Regions from separate parts of the Mus musculus genome. Here region 1 is linked to region 2. A link is a loop called in an ENCODE intact Hi-C map of the cell type or tissue named here. Cell type or tissue: left cerebral cortex. All regions are shown on one strand. Links, peaks and the distances in the headings refer to the core of each region. The heading gives the core; the rest is flanking DNA.

Evidence for each region. Peaks named below come from ENCODE experiments on the same cell type or tissue, not always from the same donor. Only the 100,000 strongest peaks of a DNase experiment are listed, where the experiment ranks them.
Region 1: a loop joins it to region 2, with 10 times the contacts of the local background. A loop is called at or near these places in 12 of 42 quality-filtered maps.

Annotation. Positions count from the first base shown.
Region 1 is chr2:149,416,687-149,433,619 of GRCm38, reverse strand. No RefSeq gene overlaps it. Among named protein-coding and RNA genes, the nearest start is that of Cst10, 20 kb to the right of the region's middle. In left cerebral cortex, for the core only: a CTCF peak has its summit at 10,896 (motif pointing left); a DNase peak (open chromatin) is centred at 10,865.
Region 2 is chr2:150,014,359-150,031,291 of GRCm38, reverse strand. No RefSeq gene overlaps it. Among named protein-coding and RNA genes, the nearest start is that of Zfp120, 110 kb to the left of the region's middle. In left cerebral cortex, for the core only: a CTCF peak has its summit at 7,165 (motif pointing right); a DNase peak (open chromatin) is centred at 7,186.

The sequences.
Region 1 (16,933 bases), core at 7,870-12,869, 600 kb after region 2:
AGCACCGTATCTTCCTGTATACTCCCATGCTTCCCAGCATGCTGATAATGGACTGAAACTATATGCAAGTCCCAAATAAATGTTTTTCTTTATAGAGTTTCCACAGCTAGTGTGTCTTTTCACAGCAGTAGAATATAGACTAAGAAACAGGACATATTCCTCTGCTTTGAGCACAGAAGTTTGGTTCTGCTAGGTAGAGTTTCTGAATAGACATGACTATATCATACCCATTGCCTTTGGGCTTATGTGGGGGAGCAACACATCATAGTAGGTGCCTCCTATGGTTAAAGGTGCTTACTTCATTTCATCTCAGAAGCATAGAAAGAGAAAAGAAAGGGCCAAGGATCCCACTGTTTATAGCTTTGCCAATTATTTAAATTCTTTTCACAGGAACCCACAACTACAAGGTTCTACCATGTTTCAGCAACATCACAGCCTGGTGACAAAGCCTTTAACACATGGCCTTTGGTATGCTTAAAGATATAAACCATAGGTAGTAATTATGACCTGCTCGTCTTTGTTGGAACATTTGTTCTGAGAAGATATCTTCCTCTGATACACCCTCTTTTTCCAAACTGAACTAACATGGGGCAGGCATTTCTCTGTGTCTCAGACATGACAACCCCATCCATCCATATTCTATTTGTCCAGTGTCTATTCACAGAAACCAAGTATGAACATTCAGCACTTTATTCTCTAAGAGCTCAGACTGTCAGTTATCAGCCAAACAACTTCTTTCAGAAACCCATTTATAAAGGTGAAAAAGGAAAACAAACAAACACACAAAATATCAACAGTAGAAAGAGGAACATCAACTTTTAATCAACTTTTAGTTGGTTTGTTCACAAGTCTTCTCAACTCTGTTACTAAATAAAAGAAAAATAAAACATTTCCTATTTTGTCTCATACAACTCATTTCCTCGTTATTTCATGAGATTAATTTGTATTTGGGGATCAAAGTAAGCAAAATCAATGCTTTAGTTTAAAGCATGTTTACCTTCAGTTTCCTCATCTCATCATTGCAAATCCCTTTTCTGATTCAGTCATTCTGCATGAGTCTGTGTGCATATCTCAAAGACAATGACCTTTTATTCCATTAAAATAATTCACTTTTTGAATCACTTTTAAGAACACAGTTTAGTGGCACTAAGTATACTAATATTATTGTGAACACCCATATCTAGAGTTTTACTTCTTCCCAGACGAAACTCTATGTCTTTAAACAATAGCTCCCACCCATTCTTCCTCTATCAGTTCCTACAAGTGATTATCATTTCCACTTTTTTTTTCTGTGAACTTGAGTACCTTGTATAAATAGGACTGTGTAATTTACATCTTCTTTTGTGAGCTCTTTCACTTAGCATAACTTCAAGTTTTGTCTACATTGAAGCATATATTAGAAGAATTCATTCCTTTTTTATTTTTTGTTTTGTTTTGGTTTGTTTGTTTGTTTGTTTGTTTTTGAGACAGGGTTTCTCTGTATAGTCCTGGCTGTCCTGGAACTCACTTTGTAGACCAGACTGGCCTCAAACTCAGGAGAATCTATTTTTTTGAACTCAGAGGAATAGGTATAAAGTTATCAATCCACTCATACATTATGGAACACTGGAGACAACTCCACATGTTATAAATGATGCTGGTATGAACATTCTACCCAGATATCTCCCTCTGATATAAGGTTCTTTGTATATACCCCAATGTGAAATTACTAAAGCATAGACAGTTGAATGCTTAGTTGTCTAAGGAACCATGTCACAGAAAATCTCTACCCACCCAGAAAGGACCCTGGAAAAAAAACCACCCCTTAGTAAAGGAGGTTTATATAGAGCTACACTAGAAAAGAGGAGATGAAATGAGCCTTTTTATTTATGACAACAAATGACTCTTACTAAGGACACATTATCTGCATACATGTTAGCCCATCCTTGCCATGTAACCTTACCCTTCCACAGTCTAGGACATTTCCCTTCTCTAGAAACACAAGCCTTTGTTTACCCTCTGTTAAACCCTGTATAAAGATCAGCTTTTCCTTTGTTCAGGTTTCATGCTCTATGAGTGTTCATCTCCCTAAGTTGACACACATAATAAAATCTGTAAGTTAGCTGTTATGTGTTGATTGTCACTTTATTTTATATTATTTTTGGATTAAAATCATCAAAACTTCATAAGGAAGAACAAATTCAAATCTTCTCTAAGTGCCTCTGGTTAGGATTACATCATCACTCAAGTGACTCTATGAAACAGATTATGGCATAAATGCTAGCTTTATTAAAGCACAGCCTTTAGGGGGATTCTTTTCTCCCTTTTTAGTCTAGATTCCTTCATGTTTTCCTCTTTTCATTTCCTGATCGCACATGCCTCTTGTGAGGAAAAAAGTACATATATTCCTACATAAAAAACACTATAAATTCTCCATGCATAGTTAATCTCCAATGAGTATGGCCCTGGCTTGCCTCTGCCTAAACACAGTGCAGCCCCTTCATATACAGTGCTACTTGGTACTGTCTCTCCCCTAGAGACTCTATCAGTAACCTCTTGTGGCTACTCTATGTGAATGAAAGTACTTGGTGCTTGTTGTTTTATTTAAATGAATTTTGAGACTTGTGATATGGATAAATTATGATTTATACATAAAATTGTCCCTGGTATGATTGCTGTAGTATCTTCTATTCAGAGTATGTGCTGTACTGTTCTCTCTCTCTCTCTCTCTCTCTCTCTCTCTCTCTCTCTCTCTCTCTCTTTCTCTCTCTCTGTATGTGTGTGTGTGTGTGTGTGTGTGTGTGTGTGTGTGTGTGTGTGTATGTGTTATGAGTACTGGAAATTGAACATAGCTTTCATGTATTCTACCACTGAGCTGCATCTCATGTTCTTGGTTTTGGGGGTGCAGAATCTCAGACTCAGTTGACTTCAAACTTAAGATCCTTTTGCTTCTCCCTTGTGAGTACTAGAACTACATGTGTGAGCCACTATGCTTAGTTTCCATTGCAGTTTTTAATAGTTAATAACAAAATTTGCAAAGATACATCCTTTTTTTGCTTTTTTAAAAAAAATTGGATATTTTTTCATTTCTAAGAGGAAAACTCATAGCTCTGAGTGCCTGCAAAAAGAAACTAGAGAGAGCACACACTAGCAGCTAGACAACACACCTAAAAGCTCTAGAACGAAAGGAAGCAAATTCACCCAAGAAGAGGAGTAGACAGCAGGAAATAATCAAACTCAGGGGCGAAATCAACCAAATGGAAACAAGAAGAACTATTCAAAGAATCAACCAAATGAGGAGCTGGTTCTTTGAGAAAATCAACAAGATAGATAAACCCTTAGCAAGACTCACTAGAGGGTACAGGGAAAGCATCCTAATTAACAAAATCAGAAATGAAAAGGGAGCATAACAACAGATCCTGAAGAAATCCAAAACACCATCAGATCCTTCTACAAAAGGCTATGCTCAACAAAACTGGAAAACCTGGATGAAATGGAGAAGTTTCTAGACAGATACCAGGTACCAAAGTTAAATCAAGATCAGGTTAATGATCTAAACAGTCCTATATCCCCTAAAGAAATAGAAGCAGTCATTAATAGTCTCCCAACCAAAAAAAGCTCAGGACCAGATGAATTTAGTGAAGAGTTCTATCAGACCTTAAAAGAAAATCTAATCCCAGTTCTTCACAAACTATTCCACAAAATAGAAGCAAAAGGTACTCTACCCAACTCATTCTATGAAGCCACAATTACTCTGATACCTAAACCACAAAAAGACCCAACAAAAATAGAGAACTTCAGACCAATTTCCCTTATAAATATCGATGCAAAAATATTCAATAAAGTTCACGCTAACCTAATCCAAGAACACATCAAAACAATCATCCATCCTGACCATGTAGGTTTTATCCCAGGGATGCAGGGATGGTTCAATATACGGAAATCCATCAAAGTAATCCAGTATATAAACAAACTCAAAGACAAAAACCACATGATCATCTCATTAGATGCGGAGAAAGCATTTGACAAAATCCAACACCCATTCATGATAAAAGTCTTGGAAAGATCAGGAATTCAAGGCCCATACCTAAACATGATAAAAGCAATCTACAGCAAACCAGTAGCCAACATCAAAGTAAATGGAGAGAAGCTGGAAGCAATTCCACTAAAATCAGAGACTAGACAAGGCTGCCCAGTTTCTCCCTACCTATTCAACATTGTACTTGAAGTCCTAGACAGAGCAATTCGACAACAAAAGGAGATCAAGGGGATACAAATTGGAAAGGAAGAAGTCAAAATATCACTTTTTGCAGATCATATGATAGTATATGTAAGTGACCCTAAAAATTCCACCAGAGAACTCCTAAACCTGATAAACAGCTTTGGTGAAGTAGCTGGATATAAAATTAACCCAAACAAGTCAATGGCCTTTCTCTACACAAAGAATAAACAGGCTGAGAAGAAATTAGGGAAACAACACCCTTCTCAATAGTCACAAATAGTATAAAATACCTTGGCGTGAATCTAACTAAGGAAGTGAAAGATCTGTATGATAAGAACTTCATGTCTCTGAAGAAAGAAATTAAAGAAGAAAGATCTCAGAAAATGGAAAGATCTCCCATGCTCATGGATTGGCAGGATCAATATAGTAAAATTGGCTATCTTGTCAAAAACGATCTACAGATTCAATGCAATCCCCATCAAAATTCCAACTCAATTCTTCAACGAATTAGAAAGGGCAATCTACAAATTCATCTGGAATAACAAAAAACCTAGGATAGCAAAAACTCTTTTCAAGGATAAAAGAACCTCTGGTGGAATCACCATGCCTGACCTAAAGCTGTACTACAGAGCAATTGTGATAAAAACTGCATGGTACTGGTATAGCGACAGACCAATGGAATAGAATTGAAGACCCAGAAATGAACCCACACACCTATGGTCACTTGATCTTTGACAAGGGAGCAAAAATCACCCAGTGGAAAAAAGACAGCATTTTCAACATATGGTGCTGGCACAACTGGTGGTTATCATGTAGAAGAATGCGAATTGATCCTTTCCTAACTCCTTGTACTAAGGTCAATAATAAGTGGATTAAGGAACTCCACATAAAACCAGAGGCACTGAAACTTATAGAGAAGAAAGTAGGGAAAAGCCTTGAAGATATGGGTACAGGGGAAAAATTCCTGAATAGAACAGCAATGGCTTGTGCTGTAAGATCGAGAATAGACAAATGGGACCTGATAAAATTGCAAAGCTTCTGCAAGGCAAAAGACACTATCAATAAGACAAAAAGGCCACCAACAGATTGTGAAAGGATCTTTACCTATCCTAAATCAGATAGCGGGCTGATATCCAATATATACATAAAGAACTCAAGAAGGTGGACTCCAGAAAATCAAATAACCCCATTAAAAAATGGGGCTCCCAGCTAAACAAAGAATTCTCACCTGAGGAATACCGAACGGCTGAGAAACAACTAAAAAATGTTCAACATCCTTAATCATCAGGGAAATGCAAGTCAAAACAACCCTGAGATTCCACCTCACACCAGTCAGAATGGGTAAGATCAAAAATTCAAGTGACAGCAGATGCTGGAGAGGATGTGGAGAAAGAGGAACACTCCTCCATTGTTGGTGGGATTGCAAGCTTGTACAACCACTCTGGAAATCAGTCTGGCAGTTCCTCTGAAAATTGGACATAGTACTACCGGAGGATCCCGCAATACCTCTCCTGGGCATATATCCAGAAGATGCCCCAACTGGTAAGAAGGACACATGCTCCACTATGTTCATAGCAGCCTTATTTATAATAGCCAGAATCTAGAAAGAACCCAGATGCCCGTAAACAGAGGAATGGATACAGAAAATGTGGTACATTTACACAATGGAGTACTACTCAGCTATTAAAAAGAATGAATGTATGAAATTCCTTGGCAAATGGATGGACCTGGAGGGCATCATCCTGAGTGAGGTAACCCAATCACAAAAGAACTCACACAATATGTACTCACTGATAAGTGGATATTAGCCCAGAAACTTAGAATACCCAAGATATAAGATACAATTTACTAAACACATGAAACTCATTTACATTTCAAATGCTATCTCAAAAGTCCCCTATACCCTTCCCCTTCCCTGCTCCCCAACCCACCCACTCCTGTTTCCTGGCCCTGGCTTTTCCCTGTACTGGCATACATAGTTTGCTAGAGTAAGGGTCCTCTCTTTCCCATGATGGCCAAATAGGCCATCTTCTGCTACATATGCAGCTAGAGATATGAGTTCTGGGGCTACTGGTTAGTTCATATTGTTGTTCCATCTATAGGGTTGCAGACCCCTTCAGCTCTTGGGTACTTTCTCTAACTCCTCCATTGGGGGCCCTGTAGAAAAATATTTCTATTATCGGAGAGTTGTATTTCTGTGGTACAGACTCATAAGATTGGAATTACTGAATAATGTTTACTTTCTAACTTGTAAAAACTACAGCTAACACCACCTTCTTCACAATTCCACCAACTCTAGATGAGAATTCTTCTCACTCCTTTTCTTCTAAGAAGAAAATTAACCACCACACAAACAGAAAATATGTTTAATGAAACAGTGTTGGCATGTTCTAGAAATATACTAAGAAAAACCACATAACTTTTTGTCAAAATGGTTTTTCCCATAGTAATAGAGAGGGGCATATTTTAACACATCAGTGTTAGCTCCTAGCACCTTGCAAAAGCTGATGGATTCCTCCTTACTTCCCCAAGAATGAATGAAATTCACAGATGTGTGATTTCATTTTGCTGCCTAGCACAGCCTCTGGGGAAATTACACATTATGGTGTAGTATCAGTCTGGAAGAGGGGTTAACAGCAGCTGTAAACATCCAAGCCAGCTACCAGTGCCGACTGATGCAAGGAAACCTATCTAGGAGCAGGAGGTATATGGCTGAAGATTTGGCCTTAGCTCTATTAACTTCAGCAAATATATTTCCTGGGGGGTGGGGGGAACCCTGTAAATCCAGTGGCCCATTCACTTGGTAAATAATTTTTGAAGTTTCATGAGAATAGGTACATTTTGAAGTTGGAGAACATGAGGACCGTGTTTCAAGGTAGATTTCCTTATTATTTACAGCAGATATTCCAACATATTGATGACCTTCTCATTGAACTGTGCAGCCTGAATCTCCCAATGCAGGATGGTCCCATACTTTCCATGCATGACCAAAACTGTGTGCCCTGCTGCTTGAGGGCTACCCTTTACTCAATGCCCCTCCCCCCAGCGTGTCAGTGCAAGGTTGTTGCAGCTCTCAGATAGATGCACTAGGGTCACACTTGTATGTAAAATCAGGATTGCCACCCTCCATTGATAGGAAGACACTAGCCCTGAGAATCTTCATATTCTTAGTGGAGTGCAACAGGGGAGCCCATGAAGGTCTAATCTAGTGTCAAGTTGTCTTGGGGAGGTCACAGGAACAGAAGTTTGCTCTAGATGCTATCAGAAGCAAATATTTAGTTTTGAGAATTAAGTTTGCCTTCTAGACAATAATTTGGATAGATTTGGAGACATTGGACATTGCCTCTACTGAGAGGAGAGCAGACATATTGTTCACGTTCAAGTTGCTTCTACAGGCTTCTTTTTTCACATTTCCATGTTCCCAGAGCAACTGGTTGGGGCTTTCTGCAGTCCAATATCATCTTTCTGAGATGCTAATGAGCTATCTTTTTATAGTACAATTTAAATATGAAGAGTAAAAGTAAATGTATTTAAAATAATGAAGAAACAAACTTATTCCTGCTCTGCATGATGTTGAGCATTCTCTAATAGGTGGGTCTTGTATTTAGCATCCTATCTGTATTTATTTATATCATGTGCATTCTTTTTATATCGATAAACTCGATACATAATTTCTCTATTCTCACACTTACAACCTTCTCATTTCATGTGCTGGGCTCTCCACAACTCATTACTTTGCATCTGGACTATCAAGCTTCACACCACTCCCTTAAACACCAGTTTCAAAACAAAACAAAACAAAACAAAACAAAACAAAACAAAACAAAAAACAATTTATACAGAAAACAAACTTATTTAGACACAGAGATCAACTGTTTGCCAATACTTGCTAACTATCCTGTGGAGGAAATGACATCACCTAATGTGTGACTGTGCCAGGTTTTGCCCTTTCCCTGGCAACTGTGTGAAGGCCCTGACTATGAATAAGCTTGAGAGGTACAAGTACCCAAACATGATGCTCTTAGATGAATCTTTACCCAAAGCAGTCTTTGTCATCATAGCCAGTGGGAACTGTTTCCAATTTTATCTGATTACAATATTTAGTGGCATAAAAGTGAGGTATCATCCTAACGTTATGTGTATGATATGATATATGTGGATAAAGCATGCATGTATTCTTCTTTGGAAACCAGACAACTAGGTATCTCTTTTGAAGTATTAAGAAAATTTATAGTCATAAATTGATATTAACCAGACATTCATTTCTCTGTCTAATATTTTCAGAGAAAATGAGCTCGTACCAGTCACGCTAAAAGTAAAATCGATGATTTTGAAATGTTAAATTCAAAATTTACTTTATAATCAATGATGCTAGAGAAAAACCATTTCCTTAGTTACTTTTGAATCTATTTTTATAACCATCTCTTACTGACATTTCAACAGAAATGACCCAACTTAAAATAAGACTGAAAGCAGTATTTTCAATATTGGTTTGGGACAGGTCTATAGGAATGCTAGAACACATGCTTCAAACTCTCTCCCAAGATGAGAATTATTTCAAACATTCTCTGACTATGATTCACATTCTTATTTGTTCAGATGTTGAAGGAGATGCCAGATTTTAAGAGTAACAATTTCAGGCTTGCTTGATGGAATTCTAGGGTCTGCCTGTGTTGGGATCACTGCTCAGGAACTTAAACTTTGCTTTCCAAAAAATAAAGAGAAGTCTAGCTTTGATGGATTCCATGTCCAAACTTACAACTGGCCTGGTGCCCAGAGTTGTATTTGGCTTGTACATGTGGATAAAGAGCCAAGTATGTAATGTGTAGGAGCCTGGTTCATATATAAGTAACACAGAGTACCCCTCAGAAAAAGGATATACTGTAAATTGGAGCTTATTTTGCTGGTCTATGTAGAGGTAGGTGGCAGATTTGGAGAGCACCAAAGATGCCCTAAAGGTGAGATGCTGGCTGCTCAAAAGATGTCATGCTGTGACACAGCTTCATTCTGTCACTACTCTGAGTCAATTGCAAATACCTATTGTAGTAATGCATACAGAAAAGAGACTTAGTATTCTCTCTTGATTTGTGTTTAGGTTGAAGTAAGCACATTATACAACATGTGACTTATTATGATTAGCCAATTTACTGACTGTAGGAAGTTGATGACAGCATCACATGATCCATGAAATAGGAAGACTCACACTTAGATTTCATAAATCAGGGTTTGCTCAACTCATGCCCCCAATAAGCAGGGTGCTGCATAGCACAATATTCTGTTTTTGTGCTGGGGAGTTGGGAGAAACTCAAGGCAGAGGAGTACCTTTCTTTCAAAACCAGAGAAGATGTTTCTTTCACAGTCTTTCTGTCTGGGCTGCATGCAGGGTACATGATTTCAGATACCCCTTACCCCTTCCTTTAATCAAAGATAGAAACTGTGTCTTTGCTCTGTTAAGGCACAATGCACAGTAACTCATTCTCTGCAGACCGGTCTGAATCCAGGGTCTTCTGAGAAGGTACCCTTATATGTTAGCTCAGCAAGTGAAATTATCAATTTTGCTATTTAAGAGAACCACAGAAGTCAGACCATCAGTTCTTTCTTACTGTACCTGCCCCATGCTCCAGTGAATACTCAAACAATATCCCTCAGCTCAGGGGAACATGTTAGAGTCAAACCTCCTGACATGCCTCCAATACATCTATGTGATGTCATGGTAACATGGCAGGCATATTCAGGTTGTTGTTTTCCAGAAACAAGAGTGAGTCTCTTGTCTTCACTGTGTCTATACCTACCTGTTCATGTGTACCTGTGAAGATTCTAGGAGAGCAGTAGCTGCTGGAAGTTCTGTTCTTTGGGGGCGTGTGAGAATCTATAGTCAGGCTTAGCAGTTGTTATTTCTTTGGAATTTTGAGGATCATTAAAAAAAGAAGATCTTTTAAGATTTTTGTTTTGTTGTTCTGTTTTGCTTTAAAGAAACCCTGTTGAGTGTGTGAAGAGTTACAAATTCACAGATTTGGGACCTGGGTGGTCATTTTAACTTGTTATTTACTCAAGTCACACCCTAAGATTAAAATTTGATTTTTAAAAATTTGTGCTTTTTATTGACCTTATTAATGATGACTTAAGACAGTTTAAGATCTCAAGATTACCCACCTGAGCATATGAACCTTTTAATTCTACCAATTCCCCTCAGGTTGATGACTGAACTTATATTTTGTGCATTGATTCTAAGATATGATTTATCTTAATTTTCCTTACTACTCTTCTATATGATGTTTTTAATTATAGTGACATTATAATTTTGATACCTACCTCACCTTAAATCTCTCAAAACAGATCATAAATGTGAAGAGGTTTTAGGTCAACACTTCTATGTGCTGGGTTTTGGGAGAGAAGAATGAGTTCTCTAGAGTAAGGTTTTGTCAGATGGCTCTAAAAAAAATCTTATAAGAGAATGTCACCATCAGAAACTCACTGAAACAGGAACGTGAGCCAGCATGACAGTAACAACTTCTGTGTGTGTGTGTGTGTGTGTGTGTGTGTGTGTTGGGGGGGGGGGATGGAACGGGGGGGGGGGGGGAGGGGTGAAGAAGCTCTCTCTCATGCAAGTTAGTCTTAGTGTCCTCATGCTGTCCTCAATGCCAGGCTTTAAAATAAGCGTGAGGATGCTGCCACCCAGTGGGCTTATGAATATAAACATCTTTCTCCAAGGCCAGTAATTTAGATTCTCATAACCTGAGGCTTTAAGTAAATGAATGTTTTAAAACCTATATAGAACATACGTATACCTTGCTGGGTCTACTGTGCCTTCAATACATGTTCCTTTAGACATTTCCAGTCAGTCAATGGCATAAACAAACTTCTTCACAGGTATTGAAATCACTGCTGCTTCCTTCTGAGCTTGTGGCAAATATGTTTTAAGATAGACTGGGAGAGCTAAAGTCTACAGACTTGATATTATTATTTTTATTATCAACATCGTTATTGAAATTAACTTATCTCATGCAAAACACCAGACAGCAGTTTTCCCTCCCTCTGCTCCAGAACTCCCTGATAATTTCTTTTCTTTAGAAACACTCCTACCATGTCACCTGCCGTTTCTCTGAAACATTTCTCATTATGGAGGGATGGTAAGATGCTAACGTAAACAAACATTGCTTCCTTCGTCTCCAAGGTTATCTGCCCATTTTCCAGTCACTTGGAATGGCCAGTTCTCTTCAGAGGAACAGTGAACTTAATGGACATCAACTCATCTCCAAATCAGAGACCACCCAGCAACTAGTACTCTGGAAGCTTTCTCAGTTCTTTACTTTCTTAATTTTTTTTTTCCAAAAAATTTACGGGCATGAGTGTTTTCTCTTCATGTATGTCTGTGTGTCATCGTTATCATCAGAACTGGCTTTCTATTCTCTGAAGAGAGATCACGAATTTTGCTTAAACAATCCTTTTGAGTTCGTGAAGTGCCCTCCACACTGACCCATGATAAAAAGTCATTCAAAAAGGTACAGGGGTCAGATTTACCTTCTGACCTAAAATATTGTAATGCAATTGATACAATGATTTACCCAGAAAGCTGGTTATAGTACTAACGGAGCTATGACAGTAACACATTATGTCATTGAAGACAAAAAAAATAAATTTCAAGAATCATCAGAACTGGGGGAAGAGCTGCTGTGGTTAGTAAGTAGTTACCTACAGGAAAGAAGTCCTTCCTCAAATATTGCTTTCCTACTTCTCCTCATCTTTTTCCTCTAACACCCACTTCCTGTCCAACTCCTCCAACTCTTCTCACTCCTCCTTTTGCTTATCTTGCTTTTGGGATATGGATGGTTGTGTTATACTACCTAGTTTGTCGTTGAGGAGAAGGAGTTAAATCATTCTTTTTACTACAATAGCTGGGCTTTTATTTGGCTTCTTAGAGTCAATCTCCTATTCTCTTTGGCTGCATAAAAAGACATGTGACCCTTACAGGGTGGAAGGGTGGCAAGAAGCAAGTGGGCAGAGGAGCCACCATGGGTCCAAGCATACGAAGTTATGCTGACTTTAGAGCCTGATTGAAGCTGAAAAAGAACTAGTGGATATAGAACCTCTCCATAGATTAAACTGTGCATTACTGGAGAAGGGCAGCAAGTCACTCTCCCCAGGTGTTTCAGAGTCCCAAAATGAGGTACAGTTCTGGCCTTCCCTACCTGTCTGCAGCCATTGTTGTAAGTGTTGTATTCTATTGTTTCTCAATCTAATCTAGTGTTCACAGTGCCGGGGGGGGGGAGGGAGAGAGAGAGACAGAGAGACAGAGAGAGAGAGAGAGAGAGAGAGAGAGAGAGAGAGAGAGAGAGAGAGAGAGAGAGAGAGAGAGAGATGCTTTTGTGTGTAAATGTTTTTACTGCTTGGGAATCTGTCTCCAAATAAAATATAAAACCCTCAGGTCAAGTTAGAAACAGAATAAATTAAGTTCCAGTTGCAGTTGGAAATCAATGCCTAGGAGAAAATCTGTGAACACTTTCTACAATGTCACATTTGTTCATATGTAGAAGAGCATACATGTGGAAACAAGCACTAAACAGAATGCTTTCATGGATATGCTTGCATGACTGCTTTCTCTACTGTCTTGCATATAGGTGTGACAGACCATTTTATGATCTGGGATGATATAAGATGCCAGCTGAACTCAAGGTGAAAAGGGTCTAAGGAGTTGCAATCACAGAGATCAGTCTTTTTTTAATATTTTTTATTACATATTTTTCCCAATTACATTTCCAATGCTATCCCAAAAGTCCCCCATACACTCCCCCGACTTCCCTACCCACCCATTCCCATTTTTTTTGGCCCTGGCATTCCCCAGTACTGGGGCATGTAAAGTTTGCATGTCCAATGGGCCTCTCTTTCCAGTGATGGCTGACTAGGCCATCTTTTGATACATATGCAGCTAGAGTCAAGAGCTCCGGGATACTGGTTAGTTCATAATGTTGTTCCACCTATAGGGTTGCAGATCCCTTTAGCTCCTTGGGTACTTTCTCTAGCTCCTCCATTGGGAGCCCTGTGATCCATCCAATAGCTGACTGTAAGCATCCACTTCTGTGTTTGCTAGGCCCCGGCACAGTCTCACAAGAGACAGCTACATCTGGGTCCTTTCGATAAAATCCTGCTAGTGTATGCAATGGTGTCAGCGTTTGGAAGCTGATTATGGGCTGGATCCCTGGATATGGTAGTCTCTAGATGGTCCATCCTTTCGTCTCAGCTCCAAACTTTGTCTCTGTAACTCCTTCCATGGGTGTTTTGTTCCCAATTCTAAGGAGAGGCATAGTGTCCACACTTCAGTCTTCATTCTTCTTGAGTTTCATGTGTTTAGCAAATTGTATCTTATATCTTGGGTATCCTAGGTTTTGGGCTAATATCCACTTATCAGTGAGTACATATTGTGTGAGTTCCTTAGTGAATGTGTTACCTCACTCGGGATGATGCCCTCCAGGTCCATCCATTTGGCTAGGAATTTCATAAATTCATTCTTTTTAATAGCTGAGTAGTACTCCATTGTGTAAATGTACCACATTTTCTGTATCCATTCCTCTGTTGAGGGGCATCTGGGTTCTTTCCAGCTTCTGGCTATTATAAATAAGGCTGTTATGAACATAGTGGAGCATGTGTCCTTCTTACCGGTTGGGACATCTTCTGGATATATGCCCAGGAGAGGTATTGCTGGATCCTCCGGTAGTACTATGTCCAATTTTCTGAGGAACCGCCAGACTGATTTCCAGAGTGATTGTACAAGCCTGCAATCCCACCAACAATGGAGGAGTGTTCCTCTTTCTCCACATCCTCACCAGCATCTGCTGTCACCTGAATTTTTTATCTTAACCATTCTGACTGGAGTGAAGTGGAATCTCAGGGTTGTTCTGATTTGCATTTCCCTGATGATTAAGGATGTTGAACATTTTTTCAGGTGCTTCCCTGCCATTCGGTATTCCTCAGGTGAGAAATCTTTGTTCAGTTCTGAGCCCCATTTTTTAATGGGGTTATTTTATTTTCTGAAGTTCACCTTCTTGCGTTCTTTATACATGTTGGATATTAGTCCCCTATCTGATTTAGGATAGGTAAAGATCCTTTCCCAATCTGTTGGTGGTCTTTTTTTTCTCATTGACGGTGTCTTTTGCCTTGCAGAAGCTTTGGAGTTTCATGAGGTCCCATTTGTCAATTCTCAATCTTACAGCACAAGCCATTGCTGTTCTATTCAGGAATTTTTCCCCATGTGCCCATATCTTCAAGGCTTTTCCCCACTTTCTCCTCTATAAGTTTCACTGTCTCTGGTTTTATGTGAAGTTCCTTGATCCACTTAGATTTGACCTTAGTACAAGGAGATAGGTATGGATCGATTCGCATTCTTCTACATGATAACAACCAGTTGTGCCAGCACCATTTGTTGAAAATGCTGTCTTTCTTCCACTGGATGGTTTTAGCTCCCTTGTCGAAGATCAAGTGACCATAGGTGTGTGGGTTCATTTCTGGGTCTTCAATTCTATTCCATTGGTCTACTTGTCTGTCAGTATACCAGTACCATGCAGTTTTTATCACAATTGCTCTGTAATAAAGCTTTAGGTCAGGCATGGTGATTCCACCAGAGGTTCTTTTATCCTTGAGAAGACTTTTTGCTATCCTAGGTTTTTTGTTATTCCAGATGAATTTGCAGATTGCTCTTTCTAATTCGTTAAAGAATTGAGTTGGACTTTTGATGGGGATTGCATTGAATCTGTAGATTGCTTTTGGCAAGATAGCCGTTTTTACAATGTTGATCCTGCCAATCCATGAGCATGGGAGATCTTTCCATCTTCTGAGATCTTCTTTAATTTCTTTCTTCAGAGACTTGAAGTTTTTATCATACAGATCTTTCACTTCCTTAGTTAGAGTCATGCCGAGATATTTTATATTATTTGTGACTATTGAGAAGGGTGTTGTTTCCCTAATTTCTTTCTCAGCCTGTTTATTCTTTGTGTAGAGAAAGGCCATTGACTTGTTTGAGTTAATTTTATATCCAGCTACTTGACTGAAGCTGTTTATCAGGTTTAGGAGTTCTCAGGTGGAATTTTTAGGGTCACTTATATATACTATCATATCATCTGCAAAAAGTGATATTTTGACTTCCTCTTTTCCAATTTGTATCCCCTTGATCTCCTTTTGTTGTCGAATTGCTCTGGCTAATACTTCAAGTACTATGTTGAAAAGGTAGGGAGAAAGTGGTCAGCCTTGTCTTGTCCCTGATTTTAGTGGGATTGCTTCCAGCTTCTCTCCATTTACTTTGATGTTGGCTACTGGTTTGCTGTAGATTGCTTTTATCATGTTTAGGTATGGGCCTTGAATTCCTGATCTTTCCAAGACTTTTATCATGAATGGGTGTTGGATCTTGTCAAATGCTTTTTCTGCATCTAACGAGATGATCATGTGTTTTTTGTCTTTGAGTTTGTTTATATAGTGGATTACATTGATGGATTTTCGTATATTAAACCATCCCTGCATCCCTGGAATAAAACCTACTTGGTCAGGATGGATGATTGCTTTAATGTGTTCTTGGATTCGGTTAGCGAGAATTTTATTGAGGATTTTTGCATCGATATTCATAAGAGAAATTGGTCTGAAGTTCTCTATCTTTGTTGGATCTTTCTGTGGTTTAGGTATCAGAGTAATTGTGGCTTCATAAAATGAGTTGGGTAGAGTACCTTCTACTTCTATTTTGTGAAATAGTTTGTGCAGAACTGGAATTAGATCTTCTTTGAAGGTCTGATAGAACTCTGCACTAAACCCGTCTGGTCCTGGGCTTTTTTTGGCTGGGAGACTTTTAATAACTGCTTCTATTTCTTTAGGGGATATGTGACTGTTTAGATCATTAACCTGATCCTGATTTAAGTTTGGTACCTGGTATCTGTCCAGAAATTTGTCCATTTCGTTCAGGTTTTCCAGTTTTGTTGAGTATAGCCTTTTGTAGAAGTTTCTGATGGTGTTTTGGATTTCTTCAGGATCTGTTGTTATGTCTCCCTTTTCATTTCTGATTTTGTTAATTAGGATTTTGTCCCTGTGCCCTCTAGTGAGTCTAGCTAAGGGTTTATCCTTCAAAGGATAATAACAGAAAAAAAAAAAAAACAATACAAGGACAGAAATCACGCCCTAGAAAAAGCAAGAAAGTAATCCCTCAACGAACCAAAAAGAAGACAGCCACAAGAACAGAATGCCAACTCTAACAACAAAAATAATAGGAAGCAACAATTACTTTTCCTTAATATCTCTTAATATCAATGGACTTAATTCCCCAATAAAAAGACATAGACTAACAGACTGGCTACACAAACAGGCCCCAACATTCTGCTGCTTACAGGAAACCCATCTCAGGGAAAAAGACAGACACTACCTCAGAGTGAAAGGCTGGAAAACAATTTTCCAAGCAAATGGTCTGAAGAAACAAGCTGGAGTATCCATTCTGATATCGAATAAAATCAACTTCCCACCCAAAGTTATCAAAAAAGACAAGGAGGGACACTTCATACTCATCAAAGGTAAAATCCTCCAAGAGGAACTCTCAATTCTGAATATCTATGCCCCAAATGCAAGGGCAGCCACATTCATTAAAGACACCTTAGTAAAGCTCAAAGCACACATTGCACCTCACACAATAATTGTGGGAGACTTCAACACACCACTTTCATCAATAGACAGATAGTGGAAACAGAAACTAAACAGGAACACAGT
Region 2 (16,933 bases), core at 4,305-9,304:
AGGGAAACAACATTTGGAATGTAATAATATAAATAAAATAATAAAGAAAAAAAAAGAAAAAAGAAAGAAAGAAAAGAGCTAGTCTGAGCCAAAGAAAAACTCACTCAAAAGTGTGTTAATATGAAAATTTATGGAAGTATGAAAAATACCATTTTCATCACTGAAATAAAATAAAATTAATTTACTTTAAGCAACATGTCATTTGTGGGGTATTTACATGGGTACAGTGTTTATATGAATGTAAATATATGATTATTTAAACCATGATGACCACAAAGAGCAAGAGCTTTGAGCCTATCTGAGATGCATCTTTTCTGCTTTAGAATTGTATAAAATCTCTAGGGAGGAATAGGTTAGTAGATGCAAAAAATAATAATAATAACTAAAAGGCCTTAATTCTAAATTATGTGTAATAACTCTAAATTTATATACACCTGTTGATATAAATTCACTATATTAGTTCCAAATGTAAATGGGACAGAAGTAAATGGTGAAATATCTAACACCACAGTCCTGTGAGCAACTTTAAAATGCTTCTTTCAAGTATTGATTAAACAAAATCAAGAAACTTGAGACAACTGATGCCAGACACCACGAGCTAACCTCTGCAGGACGTATTTCTCTGCAAGTGTCAAAGGACTGAGAGCATCCAGGGTGCAGTAGGTGATATCAGGTGATATCCACCAACCAAGTCCTCGAATATCCCCCAAACATCTGGAGATAAATCAGCATACTGAGAAACAGCTCTTAGGAATGGGGGGGGGGGGGGTAACAGTAGTAATCAAGAAATATCTTGAAATTAAAAATCTATAACATATTAAAATCTGAGTTGTAGCCAAAACTGTGTCTAGAGGGAAATTTGCATTTTTAATTGCAGATATTAAGGAAGGTAGAAATACTAAAATCCATGATATGACTATTATTTCCAGAAGTTATAATGATAATAGCAAACTTAACTCAAAATACATGGAAAGTAAAAATAATTAAGTTATTAATAACTAAATGAGTAGAAAACACAGATTTAAGTGTATTATGTTTTTATTCACACACATACACATACACACACACACATATAAACATATTTCTCATCTGGGCTGACAGTGCTCAAAACAACTCAAAACCAGCTGTGAGAGCCCTGCTTTCATTTGATAAAGCACATTTCTTGATTTCCATTTCCTTTTCCTTTTTTTGTTTTTAATCAAGAATCACATTGTATTACTATGATGTGGCAAAACTAACTCCAAAAGAAAGAGAAAGCAGTAAAAGTGACGTCATGTAACTGAAACTGTATTCTTGCTGATATACAATTTCTAACTTTAAATGGCATTTTGACACAAAGGTCAGGAAAAGCAAACATGAGTTCAATGTGTGAGTAAAAAGATAAGATCAGCCTTGGAAAAAGAAGCCCAAGAACCTGAGTGCTATGAAGGCAAACCTGGAGAAAGTGGTAACGGGAAACTGTAAGTAGGAAATGCCTCCTGAACTAACTTGAAGATATGAGTGTGCACAGAAGGTCACTTTTGCACAGGTGCTGCCTGTGTTCCATGCACACAGTAATCTCCAGAGTTCACTATCAGGTGTGTGTGTGTGTGTGTGTGTGTGTGTGTGTGTGTGTGCATTTGCCTGCATGTGCATCCATGAGCAAAGTTACATATGTTGTGTGTATGCACTGAACACACACTTTATAAAAACCAATGGCACAATGAAAGGACAATGAAAAATGACAATGTGAATAAACCAAAGAAATGTCAAATACAAGCTCAAAAGAATATCTACTTAGTTTTAATTACATCTGAAAATATATATGGATTGGATGGTTTCCTGGAATGGTATAAACCAATAAACCTGATTCCATCAGGTACCAGAAATCTAAGCAGCTCAAAGGCCACATGATAGATGGAGAATTTGTTCAGGTTATATTAAAAAAGCATTGGATGGGATGCTAGTAGACATTTACAGGAACAGGGTAGCATGGTATCTTCTAGAAGGTACTGCTGCTGTGAGAGGAGGTTGGAGCACTGTGGTTAATAGCCCCTTCTGCTGCACTACAGTGGGTAAAGACTGTGTACACATGTGCATGTGTGCCACCTGGTGCATGACCATCTATGCTGTGGGCAGGGGAGAAATGACTCCCTCTGGAGGCCTTGGGTTGCTACTCAGGCATGTGGGGTGTGAGGAAGCTAAATTGTTACATTTTTATAATGAGCACTCTGAATAATTTTTTACCATGCTCTTATTTTAAAATAGAAAATAGACAAAATAGTTATAGAAGACATTAAAGTAGTATTCCAGGGGCTATTTCTTATCAGCTAGTCAGATGCAAACATCAGAAGCAACTTTGAAAAGTCAGTCACTGATGTCAACTGTGCTGCTGCCTGAGGCTCAACTGTGTGGAGTCTGCAGCTAGGGCAGGCGTGAGGCTGGGTGTGGCAAGTCCAGGTCTTGTCGTCAGTCTGCAGGTAGCAATAAATACCTGAATTTAGTGGCTTTAGTTCTCTTTCTGCCAATGGCCGCTAACTAATACTTTAATGATGAAATAATATTAAAATTGGGCCTGGAGTGGAACTTCTGAAGTGAAAATGATGATTAAGATCCACAGCTGTTAAAAAAAAAAAAAAAAAAAAAAAAAAGGCCACAGCTGTCGAGATTTAGCAGAAATTGTCATAGTTTCCAAAGAATTAAATTCCTCATCTATTAAAAAATGACTAACAGAATTGTCAATTCAGCAGCTCGCATGACAATGAGAGTTCTTGAACTTTTAGTGAACTGTTTCTTTTAAAATGTTCTAATGAACATGACTTCAGAATGCAGTTCTCCAGTAATTACCAAGATCCAATACTCTTCTAATGAGCTCTTGGGTATCATAATTTCCTATGGACCTTGGGCTAAGGACAGATGAATAAACACCAAGGTAGGAATAGGTGGTGAGAGGCCTGGGTGGATGGTCATACCTCTGGTTCCAGTATACTGTTTTATATCTTCAATCTGTGGTCAGCCCCTTTATTGTTGAATCTGAAGGATGCTGGGTAACTTGTTTAGGAGAGCATGTGTACTGATTGATTTCTTCCAACTGGACACAAACTAGAGATGCCTGAAAGAAGGGGACATCATTTGAGGAGCTGCTTCCATCAGATTGGCCCATGGCAGGTCTGTGGGAGTATTTCCTTAACTAATGCTTGGTAAAGGAGGATCCAGAACACTCTGAGCAGTGACATGCCTAGAAAACATACGAAAACAAACTGAGTACGCCAGTAAGTTGTTTTTCCTCCATGTTTTCCGCTTCAGTTTCCACCTTAAGCTTCTGTCCTAGAGTTCTTGCCTTGATTGTCTCAATGATGGGCTATGATGACATGGAACTGTCAGCTAAGTAAACTCTTTGCTCATGGTGTTTTATCATAACACCAAACTGGGTGGGGTGGAAGGGGGGCTGCAGTGGTGGCTGCAGCAGCCAGTGAAGGGGTGAGTGGCAGGAGGCTGCTGCCATGTCTCTCAGCCTGGGTATGGCTATTGTATTAAAATTAGTGAACAGCATCACTTTTATGCGGTAGATGGGCATTGTGTGTGCTAAAAGGTGAAGTACTTCATACTTAACAGACAATTGCAATGGCTGTTTGCTGAATTGGAAATTTTCTAGCTTACACCTCAGTCCCTAAAGTCTTGATGCTGTTGGAGGGGGTCTGTGATTCATACTACATCTAAAGTAGAAGAGACTTTTAGTGAGAGTTGCCAGTGTACTAATAATCTAGAGGACAATGAGACAGGGAGGCAGGGGAGGGGGGAAGTGACTTTGCACTACAGTGGGGTCCAGACCTCTGCAGCACAGAGCTCTCAAAGGTTGTCTGGGTATAAACTGTCTCTGATGAGACAAATCCAGTTTTCATTTCCATTAACCTGGAAGCTTTCATTAATTACTTGTTTAAATATTTTAATGTGATTCAACTATGAAATACGGATGAGGTCTTTCCAGTTAATCTTTGTAGGGGAGCAGATGTTCTTAGAGTACCTTGGAAAAGAAAGGGAAATCTGGCTGTGTATAGTAAATGAATCTCTGTAGAGTCAGCAGGCCCTTTAACATCCTGATTCTCCTACATGTACCCCAAACCAGCAGTAAACATAGAGAGAAGAGTTAATGACTGTGATACAGAGTTCCGTAGATGGGTGACTTTTCAATAGCTCAAATCAATTTTAATGCCTTTATTGTTTGAATTATTCACTTAATTTAACTATTAATGTGTATATGTTAAATGTTATTTTAGTACAGTGGAAGATAGTGAAAACTAAAGATACAGAAAAAATTGAAAAATGACCTATTTGTATATCATTGTACAATTAAGGACAACTAATTACTTACAAAAAACATTTTATTTGCATTTAACCTCTGTTACTTGGATCCATTATGTAAAACACCTGCTTTATGTTTTAGGAGGCATTGTGTCCATTCAGAAAGAATAAACTATGGACGAGCTCTGGCCAGTAACAAATAGAGTCAAGGGGGTAGTTCTCCTTTTCTCTGGGTCTCTTAGCCTTCAGAAATTGTTCCATGCAAGTGAGTGACATGGTCTTGCTAAAAAGTTCTTTGCGGGTCCCATAATGGACTCTGCGATTCTGAATGCCAGATTTTGTTTCCTTGGTTTTTCTTTGTTCAGGAAATCACTAGAATGAGCACTCTCGGGTAAGGTCTGCTTTATAGGTATGAAACCCAAGGCTCTTTTGTTAAATGTATAATGGACTCGACATCTTACCTTCTTAATGGTAATACTGTATCTGATAACACAGTGTTGTCCAGTTCTGCTATGGTCAGGGTGTTCTGCAACAGAACTGATAATGTACTTATAACCACTTGAGAACCAAGTTTCCAGACCCAGAAAAACCATAGTCTTTCTCCTAAGCCATGGTTTGTTGGGAAACTAGCTGAACAGAAAATCTTTTTTTTTTTATCTGAAAACCTAGCTTGCCAAAAATATGCCAGAAGAGTGCTCTATAATGAAAGGATCACAATGAATGTTTTAGTATACACACACACACACACACACACACACACACACACACACACACACACAAAGCCAAAGATCCAAAGAGTAGTGAACTGCCATATCACCTCTAGTTATTATTAACAACAATTCTATCAAACTCATGGTCCACAGGCTGTATAATAAGCAAAAAATATCCTTGGGAAGCATAGGTTGTTTTAGATATTGTGACTGCATGATAACCCACCCCAAACCCTGATTTAGTCAAGGATATTTACAACACTCATGACTAAGAAGGTCAGAGGTTTGTATCCAGAACAGATTGTAGTGTTGTCTTGTGGTATCCCTGACCCCAAGAAGCCGAGTGCCCAGCAAAAGGTCCATAAGCCGTGTATGCTGATAGGTTGGATGGTCATGTTATACACTCCACTTGAGTTCAGGAGACACAGACAGCCTTTTCCAGGGACAGCAGAGAATTGCAATGTGATAACACAGGGGTAGATATACCTTGGTCAGCTGCCTTTAAAGGTTGTGATTGGCAACATTCTTTGGTGAAGGTGACATCAGGGCTAATACCAGTTGGACACATAGGGACATACCCTGTGACAGTAGAATGCTGGGATTGGGGAAAATCGCAAGGAAGAAGGTTCCCCAAGAAGCTAAGTTATTGCAAGGTTCATGGAGGGTCTATGACCCATTGACTTTCTTCATGTCCAAGACATGAGTGGTAATTGGAGTTTCCAGTAGTAGGTAAAGAAGATTGGATCATTCAGCCAATGGCAACAAACTGAAGAATCAGCAACATAAAAGTTAAGAGGATCTTTCATCAGGCTGTATCAAAAAGGCTGAGCCCCAGCAAGGGTTGTTGTGCCTTTTACCTTCTTCCCTTAGCCAAAGGACTTCCTGTGCCAAAGACCAACACCTATGAGTGTAGCTCTGACCCCTGCAGGACTTTTCTGACTCTATACCTTGGGGGACTTCTTCCTTCTGGAAGTCAGACTTCCACGAGGGTTGGTCTCCCTTCTGGAAGCCTGTAGTAACTTTCTGAAAACAAACACTACAGAAATCCAGAGGAAGAGGCTGGGAGTAGTTGTTATGTTGTCCACCTGGTCAGTACTAACAGGGCATTCTAGACATCTCTGATTATGTCATGATGAGCTCTCACTACTCAAACTACCTGCCTGGGAGGATGGCATGAGGGTCTGGAACTCCATTTCAGGATGCTAGGCTGTTAAGGGGTTGCTCTTATGCATTATCCCTAAAGGAAAGCATAGATCATGAATTTGGGAAGATATACAAATAAAAGTTGCTGTCACTCAGTCCACCCAGCCTTGGAATAGCTTCCTGTATTCCCTAGACTCATAAATGGCACTGGAAGACTGAGTATTATCTTTAGGAAACACCAGATCATGCCATGCCAAGGAGGCTAACAGGGTGTTAGAGTTCTTTTGTGGCATGGATACATAGTAAGATGATGTTTATGAGGGGAAGCTATAGTCTGGGGGCCTAGAGGGGGGCTTCCCTGTGCCTAGGATCTAGTCCATCTTGTGTTCTTCATGGTAGAGTGTTCCTTTCTGCACTTAAGTATTCACATCTCTGAACCCACTTCTTCCAGTAAGACTTGCTCTGTTGGAGCCAAAGGTGACTTTCAGGGATAAACTTGTGTTGGAGTGTAAGGTTCTTCTGGGAAAGCCAGGCTCAGCTGGCAGGGACCTACCTCCTTCCTTGGTATCTTCTTCTCTCCCTGGCACCCAGTTCACTTCCCTGCAAACACCAAGCTCACAATTGTTTGGAAGATGTCTCTGAGACCTGATTTGTTTGGTTTTGTTTTGGGTTTTTTTTTGTGTGTTTTGTTTTGTTTTGTTTTGTTTTGTTTTTTTAGTTAATTTTTGTTCCTAGTTGCAGAACGTCACATGTCCTTGCATGTCACAAATTGTGACTCACTCTGCCTTTTCCACAACAGATGATAGAGTTCAAACAGAGGAGTGGTTTGTGGTGTTGGAGGTTAGACAGCTACATGATGAGCCCCTAGTGAGTTTGAAGGTAAAGCAGCAGTTGGACAGTATTACAGATGATATGCATGCAAAGTGCTGACTGCTCACAAAGACAGCTGGGAGTATTCAAGGAGCAGAGTCAGAAATCTGCCTGCTGGGCTAGATTTCCTGTATATAGCAGACTTTCCTGAAGCCCAGTAGAGGGCAACAAAGGCTAGAGAGAGGCTCTGTAGACCTTTGTCCTGCCTGGACAACACAGACATGTGGATGCTTAATTAATGCAAATGTGTCTTAATCATCCTCAAATGGGGCTCCTGGTGAGGGTTGCTATGGTCACAGGCCTCTGTCTTCCACATTAGCTCCGTATGTCCAGGTCTAATTCAGGCAGTGCGTGACTGTGCTGTGAGCCCTGGGTACCCATAGCAGTTACCACAAGCAATCTTGGCATCTTTTCCTCCTGCCACATTCCAAAAGTCACTGGAGGTCTCCATGACTATGAACCATGATGAGAATGAGTCGTCTGGTAAGCTTTGTTCCCAGTTTCTGCCACATCTGTACCTTGAAACACTGCCAGGTAAGGTGAGGGCAGAAGGAACTAAATAAAAAGGAAGAAGAAAAATAGGCTCAGAGAGCTCATACAAGCTTGTTTTTGACTGTCCAGGCTTCAGGTCTGGCAAAGAGGTTTATGGTATTGGGTAGTTTTATGCCAGTGTATTAAGTTGAGTTGTGCTTTGTGTCATCTAGTGTCTCAAAAATGTGCCAAGAAAGTAAGATATGAGTCTGTTTTCAGGTAAATTTGGAATTGGTGTGTATTTCCCTCAGGCCACACAGAACAGTTGGGTTGATGAGCCAGTATTCCCCATTTTGGAGCAGAATTGGATCCTAACCTATATCATACGCTTCTAATGTTGGGCCTTATATATAAAGGTTGCTGTAGTAGAGGCATGCTTCTCTTTACTTACCCTTAAAAGTTGCTGCTGCTGCTGCTGCTGCTGGTGGTGGTACTGGTGGGAGGGGAGAAAGTTAGGGACCATGCCTTAGTGGAGTAGATTTCAGTCAAGACACCTTAGCCAAACACTTTCCCTTACCACAGTAGGGGGAACCACGTAGAAGTGAATCCTATTGACTTGTGCCACCACATACGGATGACTCAGGCATCAACACAGATGTGCAGTATTTCTGCACCAGCTGTTGTAGTAGGGAAGGTATTCTTGGCTACGATGTACATCAAGTAACATCTGTGGGGTGGCAAGCCTCTGTGAGTGAAGTTATTGTCCTTCTGTTCTTGTCCTCCTCATTAAAGGCACAGAGGCTTACTGTATTGTTTTCAGAGTTTGTTCCATGAAGCCATGTAGGTCTGTTAGCCCTAATATCTAAGATTAAGGCAACATATGGTTGGATACTCATGTAGAGAGGCTAGATCTCTAGGGTTGGACTGTTGCATGTCCATATGTCTGTGGCTTGGGGCTAGAGAAAGCATTTTGAGCCTGGGGCTGAGAACTGTAAGCTTAGAGTTTGTTTTTGTAGCAAGGCATATGCTTTAATTGTGCCATGACTAGGCTCTGGAAGCAGAATTCTTGTAGAAAACTTCAAAGGAATCTCTGTGGCTGTCTTGAGCCCATCTCAATTGAGACAATACTAGCTGCTAGAGCCAAAGGATCTTAAAGGTCCACAATCCCAAATACAAAAGGTTATGTATATTCATTAAAGAGCCCAATATATTATGTCTTTGTTGACAGGTAGCTTTTTTTCACCCCAAATGTCCTGGCAAGAATCATTTCTTCACATGCCTTCAGCAAAGTCTGTCCCTGCAAGCAGCCCTGGCCCCTTCTTCCATTTCCCTTTTGAGTTTTATCCTGAATTCCTTTTCCTTACCTGTTGTACCAAGTCCTCCATACCTGACTTCTGGATGTGTTTCTGGGTCTCCTTTCCAGCACTCTAACCTTTTGTCCAATCTTTGGTAACCCTGTGTCTTTCTTACCTGACAGGAATTATGAACTATCTTCCTCCAAGGATGGCAGTTGTTTGTGGCACTGTGCTAGGGATATTCCACCCCCCCCCCCAAAAAAGGAAGAGGAATGAAGTTAAATAAGTGTTCCAGAAAGTGCTCCCCTTCTTTGGCAAGCTAAAAAAAAAAAAAAACCAAAACAACAACAACAACAACAACAACAAAACAAAAACAAAAAAAACCTAGAGAAATCTCAATGTGTACAATCAGGTAAGGATTCTTCCATCATATCATATCCTGGGGCTTTGTTCCATCACAGGATCCACAGGATGAAGGAACAAATGGAAATGGTGAGCTTGAAGAACTGATTCTACATGGGGATGCATGCCACCTTTAGCATCTGATACTGCTCACCCTCCTCTTACTGTCTTGCTTTGGGCGCATAATAGAGAATCCCTGTGGTCAGAGTACCTGCCATTGCTAAGGACTTCTGAGAGATTTAAAAAAATGCTCATCTAGGAAACATCACTCTACGTGTCTCTTATGGCAAATGCATCCTCATTTCTAGATAGCAATTCATGTTTGCTTTATTATATTATTATTACTAAATAATTCATAGTGCTAACACACATGTATACACACACACACAGAGAGAGAAAGAGAGAGAGAGAGAGAGAGAGAGAGAGAGAGAGAGAGAGAGAGAGAGGTTTCCTCCATCCCTCCATTCTTCTTTTTCCTCTCTGGTATAGTTTTCTTAGCACAGTACCTGGTCATGCCAGCCTCTCTGTTCTGTTTGGTAAAAGTATCACTTCAAGTGAATGAGATATGAAATTGGGGTTGTAAGAGATGGGTAGATCTGGAAGGAGTGAGTGAGGGCAAATATGATCAAAGTACATCATATTAAAGAATTAATAAAATGTTATATTAAAATCAATTTGTGAGTAGATGGACAGATGGATGCACAGATGGATGGATAGATGGATGGATGGATGGATGGATGGATTGATGGATGGATGGATGCACTTTCCAAGAACCCGTGTGTTTCACTTCTCTTATTATCCAAACATATCAAACCCATCAGTTGCCATGACTGTTGTAAATTTTGTATGCTTGGTTTTGATAGAATTTAGAAGGAAAATGAGATGATGTTCATTGAGGTGGCATGTGCTCCATTTATACCACAGTCATTGGAGCACCCTCTTACTGCATCCACATATTACCAGTGGAAAGCCATTCTGGTGTTGACCATGGTGTTGTCAATTGAGTAAGTTGTGGAAGGAGTTTTTAATGAAACTCAAAAATTAGTGGAAATTGGTCCAGAAAAACAAAACAGGGAGTGAGGAAAGGCAAGCAGTACTTGACATGTGTTTGGACAAATAAAATCACTGGACTAGAGGGGTGCCTGGCACTCAAGAGGCCACAAGTAGTCTCTCTGGGCAGCCAGTGCAGTCACAGAGGTTTCAGGGAGAGAGGACAGATGACGCTTCTCAGGGACACTGGATTTATAGCAGCTTTTCAAAAGAAGTCTGGCTAGGGATCAAAAAGAAAATTATCTTCTGCAATGCTTCATTTCCTTAAATTTACAGCGTCAATAATTCCTTTTGCTCTTACTGCCCAGCCTGTAGACTGAGCAGGTGGAAACAGAGCATAAAGAAGATTTCCAGGGCACTTCTCTGACAAACACAGATCAGCCTTTCCCTCAGGACAACCACGGTCTGCGACCTTGGTTTCTTCTCATCTTGCATGGACCTTTTCCCTGCCCTACAATTTCCTAATCCAAGGCAGAAACCTCATATAGCATGATCTGTAGGTCTCCCAAGACCAAGGCTTGGATCAGTGATTCTGCCCCAGTTGATGGAAAATCCACAAGGATGTTCAATCCACAAGGAACACAGAAAAAAAATTAGGGCCAGTCTGTGTAACATGGAGCACACGTGGCCAACCTTGTCAGCAGCACTAAGAATGTTTATTAACTTTCCCAAGACATTTTAAGTGTTTCACTGGAGCTACACTGGGGGATTTTTTTCCTCCAGTCAAACATCTGCTCCCCAAGCCAGTCACCTTCATGATTGTCATTCTGTCTACCTAACTCCTCCATGCCTAGAAGAGCCTCCTTTCCTCATACGGTTGTCTCACTCTTCTGACTGCTGCTTCCCATCACATTGACCTCTCCAGCTCTGTCTTATTTTGATGTCCTCTAGAAATGGGTTCATTCTGTCTTTGTTGAGAGAACCACCGTGGAAGATGTTGGAAATGGTGTCCAACATAGGCACAGTTGGCACTTATTTCATAGACACTGATTTATTACATTCTGCTGTTTCCAAGGGACTAGATTTTCTATATATTCCTCAGCTCTACTTCAATGGCAAACCTTTGACTGGCTACAAGCTCCTAATGTGTTTTCTTAGTCATGAAATCTATGAACTCGCATGCCCAGCACTTTGAATGTGTGTGTGAAGGGAATGCCATAGCCTAGTTTCATTTGCTTAACAGTATCTGCACTTCTTTCTTGGTATCTTTGAATCATCTTGGACCTGAAGATCACAGAGCCTTTTTAAATTGGCACTCAGTCTACATTGGGCCTATGTGGTCTAAATCTTGCTGCATCTCTGCTGCCATATATAGAAACCTGTTTCTGTGAATGCAGGCATTAGTGGGGGTGGGGTGGGGGGGCGGGGGGGGGGCTCCATCCAGAAGCCTCAGTCCCCTTCAATGAAGAACTTCATTTGTGAGCATGATACAGGCCAGAATTACCCAAGACAGTTTCAGTGGGACACTGGCTTGATCAGATTGGCTTGTTAATTTGTCTGAGGGGTATTTTATTGTTAGCTTACTGATGTGTGGAGGGCCCAGCCCACTGGAGGTGGTATCACTGCTGAACCAGTGATCTTAGATTGCATAACAAAGCTAGATGTACATGTCATAAGAAGAGAGCAAGTAAGTAGCTTTCTTCTATGGTGCTTGTCTCTAATTCTGCTTGAATTCCTGCCACAACTGCCCTAAATTATAAACCAAATAAATCCTCTGCTCACCAAGATATTCTTATTTTCAGTATTTTTATCACATCAACAAAACAAAACCACAACATTATGTCTTTCCTCTTTTAATGGAATATGACAATGTTAGAAAGTGTGGAAGGAAGGACAAGATACAGACGTTAAAAATGGCTGTGTCCCTTTATCTAGAGAGGGGATGTAATAGGTCTATGATTCACTTGCTAGTGTAAAACTCAAATTCCCTTTTTGTACCAGACCTATTTGAAGTATCTGAGCACAACTGTTAATTGTATCTTTGAAACAATAACTTTAAAGGATTTTCATATTTTTAAATTTATGGAATTTTTAAAATAACAAAAGAAAATGTCATTGTAGCATAGAAGGAATGGGCCACTCATTCTCCACCAGAAGTCTAAAGTTTGGGGGAAATTTTCTATGCAAAATGGTCAGGTTGCACTGACAACTAGTGTTGGCTCAAACCCAGAAGCTTCCCCCTCCTCAGGAAATAACATATTTGGGTTTTATACATGATTTATCTGCACCTGTCCCTCAGTGTTCACACTGCTACATGGTGTCCTATATCACTTGAGTTTCACTTTATGTAATGGTCATAAAGTATTATGGTGGGTCTTCCAATTCTTACTTAAGAAAAGATCTTTGGACACAGTAGTCTCAAGAAGCACAAGTAGGAAATGAAGACATGAGACAGGGAAAAGTTGGAAAATAGAACAGTGTTAGTAATCCACTACTGGCATTTGCCTAACCTTGAACACACTTGCCCCAAACTAAAAATAACTCAAACTGGCTTAGTTGGTGAGTGGATAAACATTCTATAGCCACAAACTGGAGCACTACTCAGCATTGAAAACGGATAAATGTTGTTGCCAGCAATGATCTGGAAGCATTTTGAAGGTAGGTTGTGGAACGCCAGACTCAAAAGCCTACATAGTCTCTAATACTGGTCATGTGGTACTCTGGAATACCTTTAGAGGTACCATTCCATAGAGGAGAGCTCCTTTCTGGCTTACTTCCCATGACTTGTTCATATAGCTTTCTTATTACAGAAATAAGCATAAGAATAATGACCAGTAGCTCTCATGGAGGGTGGGTGGGGCAGGCAGTGGCTCCAAGGAACATAAGCTGCTATATTCTGCATGGCTTGGGTCCTGAAATTTTGATGAAGGGTGACAAAAGAATAAAGAAAGGACAGGCATACATACATACAGAAAAGCTGGGGTCAGGTTGGGCGTATGAAGTTGGATGGAGTGGCACCTACTAACATACCCCCAACCTCAGCATGTTTATTTTGTACAGCACTGGGGCAGGAATGTCTAGTCTCTGTAGACAACCAGTCTCAGACAGTTAACATATAGGAGAAGGAAGAAGATTCAGTTGCTAGTGTTTGTACACACTGATCAATTGTCTGTAAAACTTGTAGTTAGACTAGAGGAAAAGAAGGTTTTAAAACTTTAGGCATGGCCCATGTAAGGATAGCTTTGCCAATTTGCCATGGGTCCAATGCCTTGGTCTTTGTTATGGCTGTGCCCAAGTCAACAATGTACATTCACTTAGGACTTCACTCTCCCAGGGCTTCCTCCACACCTTCAAGTATGTGGGTTATGTTAATGAACTGTCGTTGCCTATGGTGGTTTTTACTTATCAGTGTATATTGTTTAAACTCTTGCAATTGTACAGTCTTGGGCTCACAGTAAAGGAGAAAGATAGGTAGGAAGTTTTAAAAAAATGTGTTCTTTAAAAGCTCCACAGAAAGGAGTCGGCTTGGCAGCCTCTGTTCCCAGAGAGTGGAAGCTGGGTGCTGTCATGGCACCAAGAAGTGGCAAAGGATTCCAAAAAATGGTTCTGAGGTCTGGTGTGTGTTCAGCATCCGTGACACCTCCAGGTCTCATTAGTCTGGCTCTGGCCTCTGCCTATCTGTGATGTCTCCCGGCCCTCCAAATATGATGGTAAGGGGTGGGGGCAGGGAAAAGAGATGCCATCTTCTGCTCACTCTTTCAAATGGGTGTTAGTGAGATTAAAGCTAGAAAAATGAAGCAATATGTTAAACCATGTTTGTTTCCTGTCCAGGCTTCTCCGAGAAAAAGAAGCCAATCCTGCTGTACTCCTTGGGCTCTTATTCTGAAAAGGCTGATGAGTCCCTCATTTCTACCCCTTCCTACCCTGTCTCTGCAAATGATGAAGGACAGCCAGACACACAATTAAGCCAGCAAGACCCAGGGAGCTGCTCTAGCCAAGAGCGGTGGACAACTGCCCCACCTTCCTACAGTGGGTCTTGGGGGTGTGGCCTATAGGCCCTCAGGGTCCCTGGTGAGGTAAACCTCATCTATTCATGGCCATTGCCTGATTTTACAGGCAGCCTCTCCTAGCTTCAGCCCTTTTGGGGCCTCACACCACTTCCCCTGTGCTTCCTGGGATTGTCTCTCAAGCAAACCACTGGAACCAAATCCATAAAGGGAGCTGCAGGGGCAGCTACCCAGGGCTTCATTTTTCTTTTCTTTCCTCCCCCTCCTAACATGTCTCTAACACAAGAATTGACCTTCCCAACCCTGCTTGGTTTTCTCGTGTCATCAATATTTTTCCAGCTCACTAGAGTAGGTAATGGGAACTACTGCTGCAACCACAGCCATTGTAGACATTGAGTCCTACCCTGCAGCAGGAACCTCAGGGAAGTACCATGCACCTATGTGACTTTCTGGAGATGAAAGGAAGGTCGGCACAGCTGTGTTGTGAACCAAAATTCTTCCAAGAAGAGGTTTCTTCTTTCAAGCGCACATTTTTCTCAGTACAGCAGTTTCTCCAGTTCCCTGGTAGCAGCCGCCAGAATCTCTAAAAGGCTGACAGCAGCTCTGGGGAACTGATGAGCAGCAGGGGCTGGATGCCCTTGGCTGAACATTTGAACTGGGTCTTTCCCTTTTGTAGCTGTGCTGATATTTGCATATGTGGGCAGCAGCCTTTGGGGGTCTGTATTGCTCCTTTGTGAGAAGAGAAGCAGTATTGTGGTGTAGAATCCACACCTGAACTTCGAGTGCCTCAGTTTCCTTGTCGAATGTAAAAATAGCTTTCCCACATGCATATTTCATAAGGGCATTATTAATGGGATCAGATTTAATCAGATCTAAGTACATATGCCTTACACATCTTTTCCCCAAAGTAAGTCAAGTACAGAGGGAGTTGCAGAGTTGTGGGCAGCCATGCTATAGGGCTGGGAATGAGAATCACACATACACTATAACTGTCACTGCTGTTCCTCAGGAGCCCCTATATTATGCCTGTCTGTCCTGTCATTTTACAGTGCTACTGTACCAGGTGTTTGCCTCTCCTACTTTGAAGATGAAGAAAGCGAGGCTCAGAGATGTGTGATTATGTTGGTGAATGGGACTTTGCCGTTCATGTCTGCTGACCTTAAATTTTATGTCTCAAGCTGCTGCATTACAATGAAAAGAAAAGAAAAAAAAACATGGAGATTGCTGGGACTTGAGAACAGAGATATATAAAAGTTCCTAGCTCATACTAAATGAAAAGACTATGAACACCCATACCATACACACACACACACACACACATCCACACACACACATGAACCTCACTCATATGGTGTGCACTGTGCCTTTGCCTGTGTGTACATGCACATGCATGTATGAAATGTGTATTAAGCTGGATACATGGCTTACTAGATAAAGTGCTTAATGCATAAGTATGAAGACCAGAGTTTGAATCCTCAGCACCCACATTCAAGCTAGATAGGCATAGTCTCCCTGATAGAATCCCAGCATTTAAGAGGTGAAGGCAGGGGATTCCTGAAGCAAGCTGGGTAGGTCAACTAGAAGAATCTTTGAGCTCTGAGTTCAGCAGAAAAACCCTGCTTCAGTAAGTAATCAGAGAACAACTGAGGAGAACCTGAGTTCAAGCACTGGTCTACACACACATACACACACACACACACACACACACATGGGTACAAATGGGGTACACATACAATGTGCACACATGTACAAATATGTACAAATATGAACATACACATGCATAAGCACAACCCACATACACACATGCAAAAGACATTGTGTATGGTGAATGCACACACTTTAAAATGATTAGAAGTAGTGTGAACTCCACTCATCCCAAGAGCTGGATTTTGACAGCATTCCAGTCATGCTTCTGTTGCCTGCCAGCCTCATGCCTCCTCTCGGACAGAACTACCACCTCCTTGAAGTGTGTGTGGTATTCTTTGGTCTCATGTTACTACTTTTTCACCTGCGCATACTTCATACTTGCTGTTTCTTGCTTTGAACCAGGTTTACATGGATCATAGCATAGGTTACCTGTGCCATGTGGGTTTTACTCACTGTTGCAGCTCTGAACCTTGCATAGCTGATGTCCACTGTTTGTTTGCTTGTTTGTTCCTTTTTTTCTTAAAGCAGTTTTTTGTCCCCAAGGCAAGATTAATAGTCTAACTTTGATAAGCAACATATATGGTATGAGTACATGCAGACCCATTTGGGCCAGAGCAAAGAGGGAAGAGACAGGGGGTCTGGTTTGGATCCTGGAATCTTCATGGAAATGTCTATAATGACATATATTTATGGGCATGTTCCTGCATATAAGGTACCTGTGCAATATAGGAATGGGGCAAAGAAAGGTGTGGAACACTGAGGAGTCTGGAAGTCCAAGGATGGGAAGAAAAGAGGCCCAGTGGGAGCCCACACATCCTGGTAAAAAAATGATCTGACTGAATTATGATTATACCATGTTCATAATCCCAGTATTTATAATAATATGTGCATACTGGAGTAGGGAGGCATTCACTTCTGTAATTGGTCTTTGATTCTCCATGTTTTTATGTGTGATACAACCATTTTCAGAACTGGCTGTTTTTTGCCCATGAGCCCTTTAGATTGGTGAAGCTGTTGCCTCATATGGCCTAAAATGAAATTTCTAGCAGACTTAGAATTTAGAATAAATTCTTTTCATTAGTGGTTGTTCCAAGAAAAAAAGACTGACTGTAGGACT